Linked DNA regions of Homo sapiens: region 2 is linked to region 1. Evidence: chromatin loops called from intact Hi-C (ENCODE). Cell type or tissue: chondrocyte. All regions are shown on one strand. Each heading gives the region's core, and the rest is flanking DNA. Links, peaks and the distances in the headings are about the cores only.

Region 1 (5,373 bases), core at 197-5,196:
ATGGTTTTACAAAAATAAAACCACAATTATAACCCTAATGCAAGCACATGTATGTATACACATTGAGAGCGAGAAAGAAAATGTGGGAAAAGCCACAATTGGTGAATGTAGGTGATGATATATGTTCATTATGTAGTCATTTTCTATTTTGCTATAATGAATTACCACAAACTCAGCTCTGTAAGTCAGAAGTCTGATGCTGGTACCACTAGACCAAAAGGAAGGTGTCAGCAGGGCTAGCATTCCTTTCTGGAGGATCCAGGGGAGAACCTATTTCCTTGCTTTCTTTAGCTTCTAGAAGCCACCCACATTCTCTAGCTCATGGTCTCTTTCCATCTTCAAAATGGCAGACACAGTCTTTCTCACATCGTATCACTCTTTTTGTTTACTTGTTTATTTGAGACAAAGTTTCACTCTTGTTGCCCAGGCTGGAGTACAGTGGCACGATCTCGGATCACTGCAACCTCCGCCTCCCAGGTTCAAGCAATTCTCCTGCCTCAGCCTCCTGAGTAGCTGGGATTATAGGCATGCACTACCACGCCCGACTAATTTTGTATTTTTATTAGAGACAGGGTTTCTCCATGTTGGTGCAGCTGGTCTTGAACTCCCGACCTCAGTTGATCCACCTGCCTCGAACTCCCGAAGTGCTGGGATTACAGGCATGACCCACTGCGCTTGGCCATATCGCTCTTACATTGACTCTTCTTCTGTCTCCGTCCTCCACTTTTAAGGACCCTTGTGATTACATTGTACCCACCCAATAATCCAAGATAATCTCCCTATTTTAAGATCAGCTGATCAGCAACCTTAATTTCATCTACAACCTTAGTTTGACTTTGACATATAATATAACATATTCACAGGCTCCCAGGACTGGAATGTGGACATCTTTGGAGGACTGTTATTCTGCCTACCGCAATTGCAGTAAACTTTTCTATACATTTAACTTTTTTTCAGAATAGAAACCTAAAGAAAAACCTTTATTAACAGAAAATCCCTAGGAATTTGCAAAAAGGCTGCTAGAACTAATAAGTGAGTTTAGCAAGGTCATAGGATACAAGGCCAACAAATAAAAACAATCCTATTTATACATACTAGCAACCAACAATTGGGAATTGCAGTTTCAAAAATACCATTTTTAATAGCATTGAAAACTATTAAATACTTATAATATATGTAGGAAAATATGCACAAGATTTGTGTAGCAAAACCTACAAAACATGAGTGAGAGAAATGTTTTAAAACTTAAAGAAATGGAGAATTATACCCTGTTAATGGATTCAGCATTGTTAAGGTGCCCATTCTGCCCATTCTCACTTTTTTTTGTTTGTTTGTTTGAGACAGAGTCTCACTCTGTCGCCCAGGCTGGAGTGCAGTGGCGCGATCTTGGCTCACTGCAACCTCTGCCTCCTGGGTTCAAGCAATTCTCCTGCCTCAGCCTGCTGACTAGCTGGGATTACAGGCATGCATCACCATGCCCGGCTCATTTTTTTGTATTGTTTTTAGTAGAGACAGGGTTTCACCATGCTGGCCAGGCTAGTCTCAAACTCCTGACCTCGTGATCTGCCTGCCTCAGCCTCCCAAAGTGCTGGGATTACAAGCGTGAGCCACCGTGCCTGGCCTCCTCACATTTATCTATAGAGTCAGTGCAATTCCAGGTAAAATCCCACTGGACTCTGCTGTTGAAATTGACAAGCTGACTCTAAAATTTATATAGAAAAATAGGCCAGGCGCGGTGGCTCACGCCTGTAATCCCAGCACTTTGGGAGGCCAAGGCGGGCGGATCATGAGATCAGGAGATCGAGACCATCCTGGCTAAGACGGTGAAACCCCGTCTCTACTAAAAATACAAAAAATTAGCCGGGCACGGTGGCGGGTGCCTGTAGTCCCAGCTACTGGGGAGGCTGAGACAAGAGAATGGCGTGAACCCGGGAGGTGGAGATTGCAGTGAGCCGAGATTGTGCCACTGCACTCCAGCCTGGGCGACAGAGCGAGACTCCATCTCAAAATAAATAAATAAATAAATAAATAAATAAGAAGAAAAAGAACCTAGAATGGGCAAAATAATTTTTAAAAAGAATAGCAAAGTTTGAGGGCTCACACTACCTGATTTAAAGACTTATTATAAAGCTACTTACCTTAACACTGTAAATCAAAACAATATGTAACTGACATAAGCATAAACATGTAAATAAATGGAACAGAATAGAAAGCTCAAAAATATACCCAAACATCTATGACCAATTGTTTTTTGACAAGATATCCTTAAAGAGCAGAAAGCAGTAACTTCTCATGAGCCGAAAATGTCCATCAAGGCCTGAGCCTTTGAATAGAGAAAACCTCACCGCTGCATAAGAAGGGGCATAAGAAGGGGCTGGATAGCACTTTGTCCTGAAGAGGCTCTTCTTCAGTAAGCTTAATCTAGCAGATCTCCAAATCTCAGCCCTCTGATACCCATTCCCAAGGCTGCTGAGACAGCAGGGAAGGCAGGTCGCTGTCCGCGGTGCTGAACGCACAGCTTCCCCTTTATCCCCCTGCCCTTCCATCCTGGCACGCTGGGTGACCACAACTCCCGACGCCCCTGATTTTCCTTTGTTATGTTCTGTCTTGGGGCATCTTTTCCTATTTCTATGTGCTATCTTCTTCTTAATAGGAGAAAAGGCATACAAATTTAATGTGCATACACGGGAGCCTTCAGAATGAAGGCCCAGCTTCCCCATGAGTTACAGAATCTTACATACCATTTTGAGGTTACAGAAAGAACAGGAGCTTAGATTCTAGTAAAACAGATTATAAGAGGGGAAAAGAAGCTGGACTAGCAAAGATGTCCTTGTTATGTGGATGAAGCCTCCCTTGGAGAGAATAGATGGTAAAGGGTGTGAGAGTCCCAATCGCTCTTGGGTCTGGGGAAAGAATAGAAAGGTGGGGGAGGGGAAGGGCCTGGCAGCATGCATGAGATTCTCTACAGATGCAAATTTCCCCACTTAAGGCAGCTTTGCAAGGCCACTTCTGTCAAGATGACCAAGTGGCAGCCATTTCAAAATATGTCAAAGAAATATATTTTGATGTGAAATATTTTAATTTCCTTCAATTCCCCGCTTTGAAACTTCAAACAAGTTTCACATATCAAAAGCCAAGCCAGGATGGCTGCAGTGGCTCACACCTGTAATCACAGCACTTTGGGAGGCTGAGGTGGGAGGCTCACTTGAGCCCAGGAGTTCGAGACCAGCTTGGGCAACACAGCAAAACCCCATCTTTTTCAAAATAGAAAAAATTGACCAGATGTGGTGGCACACACATGCCCAGCTACTCAGGAGGCTGAGACAGGAGGATTGCTTGAGCCTGGGAGGTCAAAGCTGCAGTGAGCCAAGATCATGCCCCCTGCACTCCAGCCTGGGTGACAGAAAACAAACAAACAAACAAACAAACAAAAAACCCAAGCTGATGGCTTTGGAGAAATTTGGGTTAGAGGTTGTTAGATTGAGATAGAGAAAAGGGGAGAAAAGACAAATTGGATAAATAGGTGCAAATTGAAATGTATCATCCCATATTGTCAGAGGCATTCAAACCAGCGTGACTCCTTTTTGAACAGAGGCTGGGTAAAATAATGCTGAGACCTACTGGGCTGCATTCCCAGGGGGCTAGGCATTCTTAGTCACAGAATGAGATAGTAGGTCAGAACAAGGTACGGGTCACAAAGACCTTGCTGATGAAACAGGATGCAGTAAAGAATCTGGCCCTTGAGGCTGGGCGTGGTGGCTCATGCCTGTAATCCTAGCACTTTGGGAGACCAAGGCGGGTGGATCACTTGAGGTCAGGAATTTGAGACCAGCCTGGCCAACATAATGAAACCCCAACTCTACTAAAAATACAAAAACTTAGCCGGGTGTTGTGGCACACGCCTGTAATCCCAGCTACATGGGAGGCTGAGGCACCAGAATAGCTTGAACCTGGGAGGCAGAGGTTGTAGTGAGCCAAGAGCATGCCACTGCACTCCAGCCTGGGCAACAGAGTGAGATTCATCTCAATTTAAAAAAATAAAAAATAAAAAAGGCCGGGCGCAGTGGCTCTTGCCTGTAATCCCAGGACTTTGGGTGGCCAAGGAGGATAGATTGTCTGAGGTCAGGAGTTTGAGACCAGTCTGACCAACATGGCGAAACCCCGTCTCTACTAAAAATACAAAACTTAGCCAGATGTAGTGTGTGCCTGTAATCCCATGATTATATATATATATATATATATATATATATATATATATATATATATATATATATGATGGGAAGCAGTGGTCGGGCATGCCTCATTATATCCTACCCCCTTTTGGAATCACAGATAGAAAATATTCTTTTTTTAACGTTTCTAGTAGCTTTATTCATAACAGCAAAAACTGGAAACAAAGTATTGATATATTCATTCACTGAGCGAATGGTTAAACAAACTATGGTACATCCATACTATGGAATACTATTCAGCGGTAAAAAAGGAATGAACGATTGATAAATGCAACAACCTGGATGAATCTCCAGAGAATCATGCTGAATGTAAAAAGATAAGCCCCAAAGATTACATACTATATTATTCCATTTATATAGTATTCTTGAAATAACAAAATTACAAAAATGGAGAATAGACAAGTGTTTGTTATGGGTTAAGGAGAGGGTGGGAGCAGAAGGGAAATGAGTGTGCCTATGAAAGGAAAACATAAGGGACCCTTCCATGTGAATTGATCTATCAATGCCAGTATCTTGGTTGTGATACTGGACTATAGTTTTTTTAAATGTTTTATTTCCATAGGTAACTGGGGAACAGGTGGTGTTTGGTTACACGAGTAAGTTCTTTAGTGGTGATTTGTGAGATTTTGGTGCACCCATCACCTGAGCAGTGTACACTGCACCCAATTTGTAGTCTTTTATCCCTCACCCCCTTAGAACCCTTTCCCCCTGAGTCCCCAAAGTCCATTGTGTCATTCTTATGCCTTTGCATCCTCATAGCTTAGCTCTCATTTATGAGTGAGAACATATAATATTTGGTTTTCCATTTCTGAGTTACTTCACTTAGAATATAGCCTCCAATCGGCGGAGCTTTCAGTGAGCCGAGATTGCGCCACTGCCCTCCAGCCTGGGTGACAGAGCGAGACTCTGTCTCAAAAAAAAAAAACAAAAGAATATAGCCTCCAATCTTACCCAGATTGCTGCAAGTACTGCAAATACCGTCAATTCATTTCTTTTTTATGGCTGATGGCTGAGTAGCATTCCATCATATATATACACCACAGTTTCTTTATCCACTCATTGATTGATGGACATTTGGGTTGGTTCCACATTTTTGCAATTGAGAACTGTGCTGCTACAAACATGCATGTGAAGTATCTTT
Region 2 (5,373 bases), core at 233-5,232, 460 kb before region 1:
CCTTTCTTATCCGAGCCACCCATGGACCTGTCTGGTGTGGGTGAGGGTGGTGTTTGGGGCTGGGGGTGGGCAGAGATCTGGGTCTGGGCTTTCATGGCTGGAGCCAGGACCTCCCTCACTCATCCCTTTCCTGGGTCCCAGGAGCAAACCCTGTTTGGCTCCTTCTTTCCCCACATTTGACTCTGGCACCACTGTTGACCTGGCTCTGGGGTCAGACTACTGGACTTGAACCCAGGGTTCCTGCTGCTGGCCCCCACACCTGGGCCTTCTGTGGGTGGCATGGGCAAATGAGCCTGCGGTAGGGGCAGCTCTGGAGATGTCAATCCCAGAGAGAAGAGGACACAGGGGACCTGCCATGAGCTGGTGAGCTCACCCAAACTCCCACGGTAGGGAAAAATGTCCCCAGTGATAAGGGCCTGGTTTTCAGAGCCTGATGCCCCAGGCTCTGCAACTTACTCTCTGGGTGGGGATACTGAGCTCGGGGATGTTAGACAAATCAGAAGCTCAGCTGGAGGGGGTGACTGGAAGCCTGTGGACCTCATAGTGTCCCAGTTCATGCCACCGTTGCCACCACTCCACAGTGAACAGGTTGGGTGGTCATGAGGATTGAATGAGGAGCCCAGCACAGCCCCTAGGCTGAGCAAATGCTTAGCAAGGGTCAGCTGGTGTTGTGGAGACTGCGATGCCACAAGCCATGTAGCTCTGGCCTTTCTGCCTCGGGGGGACCCCTCCTCGCTATCCCTCTGTCCCCGCCCCACACTCTGTCCCTTGGATTGCTGCCTCTGCTTTGCACTTGGCTTTCAGTCTTCCGCCTCTGCCCACTGCCTGAGGGATCTCCCCAGGGCGGGTCCTGGCCCCGACCACTTTCCCTGGTGTTCTTCTCTGTGGCCACTGACAGTGCAGCGAAGAGGGGCCGCCTCTGCCTCCCAGGCACTCTCTGAGCAAGCCTCCCCTTTGGTTCCTGCCTCTAGGCCTTTGCTTCTGCTCCCTCTGCCCGTTATGCCCTCTCTGCCCTTGTCAAGGGCACTCTCCAAGCTCCTCTCCTCTCTGCTTTCCAGGAGGGACGGGAGGCCCCACTGTGCTCCTCAGCCCGTGTGCCCCTCGGCCTGGCAGGGCATGGTCATTGTGTTCTCAAGCCTCACAGCCTCTGGACCTCTTGCTCAAGGGCAGGGCTGGGCCCAAATGCCTCTGAGTCTCTGGCTTTGCTTGGCCCAGAGGAGGAGGCAGAGACAACTGCAGAGGTGGGCTGAGTCTGAACCACCTCCTGGCTTGCCCCATGCTGTGCCCATTTTTCAGAAAAGGAAACTGAGGCCCTGAGTGTTGAAGTGTGGTGTCCAAGGGTACACAGGCAGCATAGGACCGGAAGACCTGGGCCAGGCCCGGCATCACATAGTCCCACTTTTCTTTTTTCTTTTTTTTTAGATGGAGTCTTGTTCTTGTCACCTGGGCTGGAGTGCGATGGCACGATCTCGGCTCACTTCAACCTCTGCCTCCCGGGTTCAAGCGATTCTCCTCTCTCAGCCTCCTGAGTAGCTGGGACTACAGGCATGCACAACCATGCCCAGCTAATTTTTGTATTTTTAGTAGATACGGGGTTTCACCATGTTGGTCGGGCTGGTCTCAAACTCCTGATCTCAGACGATCCACCCATCTCGGCCTCCCAAAGTGCTGGGATTACAGGCATGAGCCACCAAGCCCAGCCACATGTTCCCACTTTTTGTTGCTACCCAGGAAGTCAGAGAGGTGGCAGCCAGGGAAGGATCAGAGAAGGCCTTGAGGCAGGGCTGGGCATGGCCAGGACCCTGGACAGCTCAGAAGAGCCCATCTGCCCGTAGCAGTGCTGGGATGGTAGCTGAGATGTGCTGGGGGCCTCAGCAGGGTTTGAAGGAGTTGGTCTGGCACCAGGTGGGGGGCAGGGGAGCTGGGTGGAGGGAAGAGCGGGTGTCTTAGAGTCTGAAGATGGGCCTTGTTATCTCAACTTTATACCAGCTGGGCAGGTCTCGAAACCTCTTGGAGCCTCGGTTTTTTCATCTATAAAATGGGATTTCTAGTCTCCCTTCACAGGGAGGGCTGCCCCTCACTGAGGTCCCAACCAGGCTGTTGTGAGAAATAAACCAGCTAGAAGCCATCTGGAGAAGTTCTCTCAAACAGCAAAGGGCTCAGAGGCAGCATGTGAGGGGCCAAGAGCCATAGGTACCGTGAGCTCAGGCCACCCACAGGGGAGGCTTGGAAGTGGTGACTGGAGGACCAGGAGTGGCACCAGGAGCAGCCCCCACCTCGGGAGCATATCCTCCTGGCTCCTGCAGACTGCACAGGAGCCCGGCCCTGCCTGGGCTTGGCCTCCATCCAGCTCCTGCCTGGCTTTCTGGGTGATGGCCTGGAGTTACATGGCAGGGAATGCTGCAGAGTGGGGTGGGCGTCTCATGTGGCCAGTGGTCCAATTGGAACTCTAGCTGGGGGCAGGAGGAGGGAGCTCCTGGGGTCTTTCCATAGCTTGTCATTTCATCTATGAGCAAGCTCAGGAGTGAGCCTTCCCATCCCCTTTCTCCTCGAGCTGAGGAAACTGAGGCTCAGAGAAACATGAGAATGTCCCAAGGTCCCAAGCAAGTTAGTAACAGAACTGGGTTTTAGAATCCAGATCCCCAGACCTGGTATCTAGAACTGTGACAGTGTGAGCTGCCACTGCTTGCTGAATGTTTACTGTGCACCTTGCACTCTGCATGTGCACGGCCCTTGAGGTAGGGATTATTGCATCAGCTTTACAGAAGAGACTGAGGTTCAGACTCATGAGCTGTTAAATGGCAAAAGCAGAATTTGGTTAGGGCATGGTTTAAGAGTAGGTATAGTCATTGCAGGCTGTACCTGAGCCTGCTGGAGGTGAGCAGGGCCCAGGGTCCCTGATAAGGTGTGGCTTTTCCACCTTGGGCTCTAGGCCTAGAGGAAGGCCCAGGATGAGGACCATGCCAGATAGCTGGACTAAAATTGACCCTGCCCTGGGCTGTGTCAGGATCCACACAGACCTGGCTGGCAGGTAGAGACCTTGTTGGGGTCTAATAGGGCCGAGGTGGGGATATGAAACTAGGGCTCCATCCTTCAAGACCCAGCTTGCGTCACCTCCTCTTGGGAGCCTCTCCCAAGCCCCAGCCCATGATGACTTTCATGTCCTCTGAACTCCTCTGCCCTTCTCTGCCAGAGTGATTCCTGGGGCCTAAAACAGTGCATGTGGATATTTGCTGATTAATAACATTTCTGGCATGCTGGCTGTGAGCCAGTCACCATGAAGGACCCGAGGAAGGCATGAAAGCTTAGGTCACTCTGTCAGCGAAGCCACCCAGGCCTCCAGCTCATCCCAGCCCTTGCCCTGCAGGGACCCCACACACCCCACACCCCTCCTTGAATGCCCCACACTCACCATCCTTCGTGACATCCTGATGATCGCGGGAAAGTAGGAGACAAAAAATTCCCATAAATAAAGTAGACTCCCCCAACCCCCACCCAAAATCTTATCATCAGGGTTGAAATTTTGCTGTATTTACTTCCTGACTTCTTTCTCCTCTTTCCCTCTATTTTTTCATTTTTCAAAACACAGATTCGGGCACACTCTGGTGTAACCTGCTTCGCTCGTTCGCGGGATGGGTGGTGAGCATGGAGCCCATTTTCCCATGTGGCATTTCAGCAACAGGACTTGGCTATTTGAAACTCCCCAGACATAGCAGGATTTAAAAAACGGATCCCCTCTGGCTGGGCATTTAGGTTGCTTTCACTTCTGGGCTGCTATAAACAGCCTGCAGTTACTGCCTCAGGACGCCTTTCTGGAAGGTGAGTTTCTTGGCCAGGGGATATCGCACATGCACTTTGGAGCCTCTGAGCCTTTGCACAGGCTGGTCCCTTTGCCTGGCTGCCCCTCTCCCATTTATCCCTAGATTCTTCTGCAGCACACACACTGCCTCCTCTGAAGTGTCCTGGCTGCATGTGCTGCTCTCCTTGCCCTGGGCTGCCCTCTTCTCCCTGGTGTCATGAGTATCTGCTGACCTTCTGCTTCTCCCATGACAGAGTGCCTTCCTTCTCTTCCTTCTCTGCCTTGGCCTCCAGCACGTAGTAGGCGCCTAGGAAATGTTTTCCAGCAGAACGAGCCATCTCCTGGCTGGTTTAGCAGTGTGGGATTGTGTGGTGTTTCTATTAGTCTCCATGAACAAGTGCCACTGTGTTATTAAATTTTTCCAAAAGCAGAATGTGTGCTGTGTTTGCCAGAATGGTTGCTCTTTTAGGAGTGGGTCTATCCTGCCCATCCCACACTCCTCATTCCCTCATCTTTTAGGGACCATTCCCTGGGCACCTACAGAGTGCCAGGCCCTGTGGGATGCAGCACTAGGCGCTGGGGAGGCTGACCTCTGGGATGCAGCCTGGCCCAGGGGAGGCATGAGGGCTACATAAGACAGTGTGGGTCAAGCTGAGAGCTCTGCGCCTGGGACTGGGTGGTGCAGGTAGCACCAGGTCCCTCTGGTGGAGAGCTCATGCTTGGCTTCAAAGCAAGTGCCGAGTGCCAGGAATATGGTAGATGCTCAATAAATGTGTACCCTGGGAAGGTAAGAGATGATGCTCTGGGACTTGAGGGTAGTTCTGGTAGGACTGGAGGTGGTGGGGAAGCTGGCCTTGGAGGACAAGTGTCACAGGAACCTCTGCTCTCGACCCAGGGACCAGGAAGGCACATTTGTCACTGTCCTTTGTGATCTCCAGAGGCCACAGCCAAGCTGTGGCTTTGTCCCAGGCAGGCGGCAGGTGGGGTCTGCTGAGACACTGAGTCCAAGCCGCCTTCCCAGGCAGGCATGACAGTTTTCTCCTTCACCTCCCTCGAAGTCACGGTGCTCAGGAAGCCTGTAGCCTAGGAGGAGAAAGAGGCTCCCGGGTTGAGTTTGGGATTCCCTGAGAGAGAATTGGGGTCTAAAGACAAGGAAGCAGGAGGGGGTGACTGCCTCAGGACTCCTCGGCCAGCCCTTGCCCCCCATCTCTGGCCTGAGGGCCCCAGGCCTCCATCCTCTCCCTCCATAGCCCAGCCTCTCCCCCTCTACCTCTGTCTTTAGAGGTGCCAGAACAAGCTGTAAAAAGATAAACGTGACCAAGTCACAGCCCTGCTTAAAAACCCTCTATGGCTCCCACTGCCCCTGATAAAGTCTATCCAAGGCTCTTCCCGATCTGGCTTCTGTTCCCTCACTCCCAGCCTTGCCACCTCATCTTCCCTCCCTTGCTTTTCCTTTGTCTCTAGCCCCAATGAACTCACATGCCAAGGCCTTTGCATGCCGCATTCCCTCGGCCTGGATGTCTTTTCCAGGCCTTCTCTCCTGGCATACACTCATTCAACTGGGCTGTCCCCAC

Evidence for each region. Peaks named below come from ENCODE experiments on the same cell type or tissue, not always from the same donor. Only the 100,000 strongest peaks of a DNase experiment are listed, where the experiment ranks them.
Region 2: it touches region 1 in a loop (4-fold over the local background); 2 of 110 quality-filtered maps call a loop at or near these places.

The regions. Positions count from the first base shown.
Region 1 is chr22:43,865,525-43,870,897 of GRCh38, forward strand. No RefSeq gene overlaps it. Among named protein-coding and RNA genes, the nearest start is that of SULT4A1, 5.7 kb to the left of the region's middle. RefSeq lists a silencer at 2,325-2,619. In chondrocyte, for the core only: no CTCF peak of the experiment used is centred there; a DNase peak (open chromatin) is centred at 2,517.
Region 2 is chr22:43,405,497-43,410,869 of GRCh38, forward strand. It overlaps LINC01639 (long intergenic non-protein coding RNA 1639), which reads left to right. Exons shown (of 4, transcript NR_146918.1): 4 at 3,590-4,185. Among named protein-coding and RNA genes, the nearest start is that of MPPED1, 3.8 kb to the right of the region's middle. In chondrocyte, for the core only: no CTCF peak of the experiment used is centred there; a DNase peak (open chromatin) is centred at 2,305.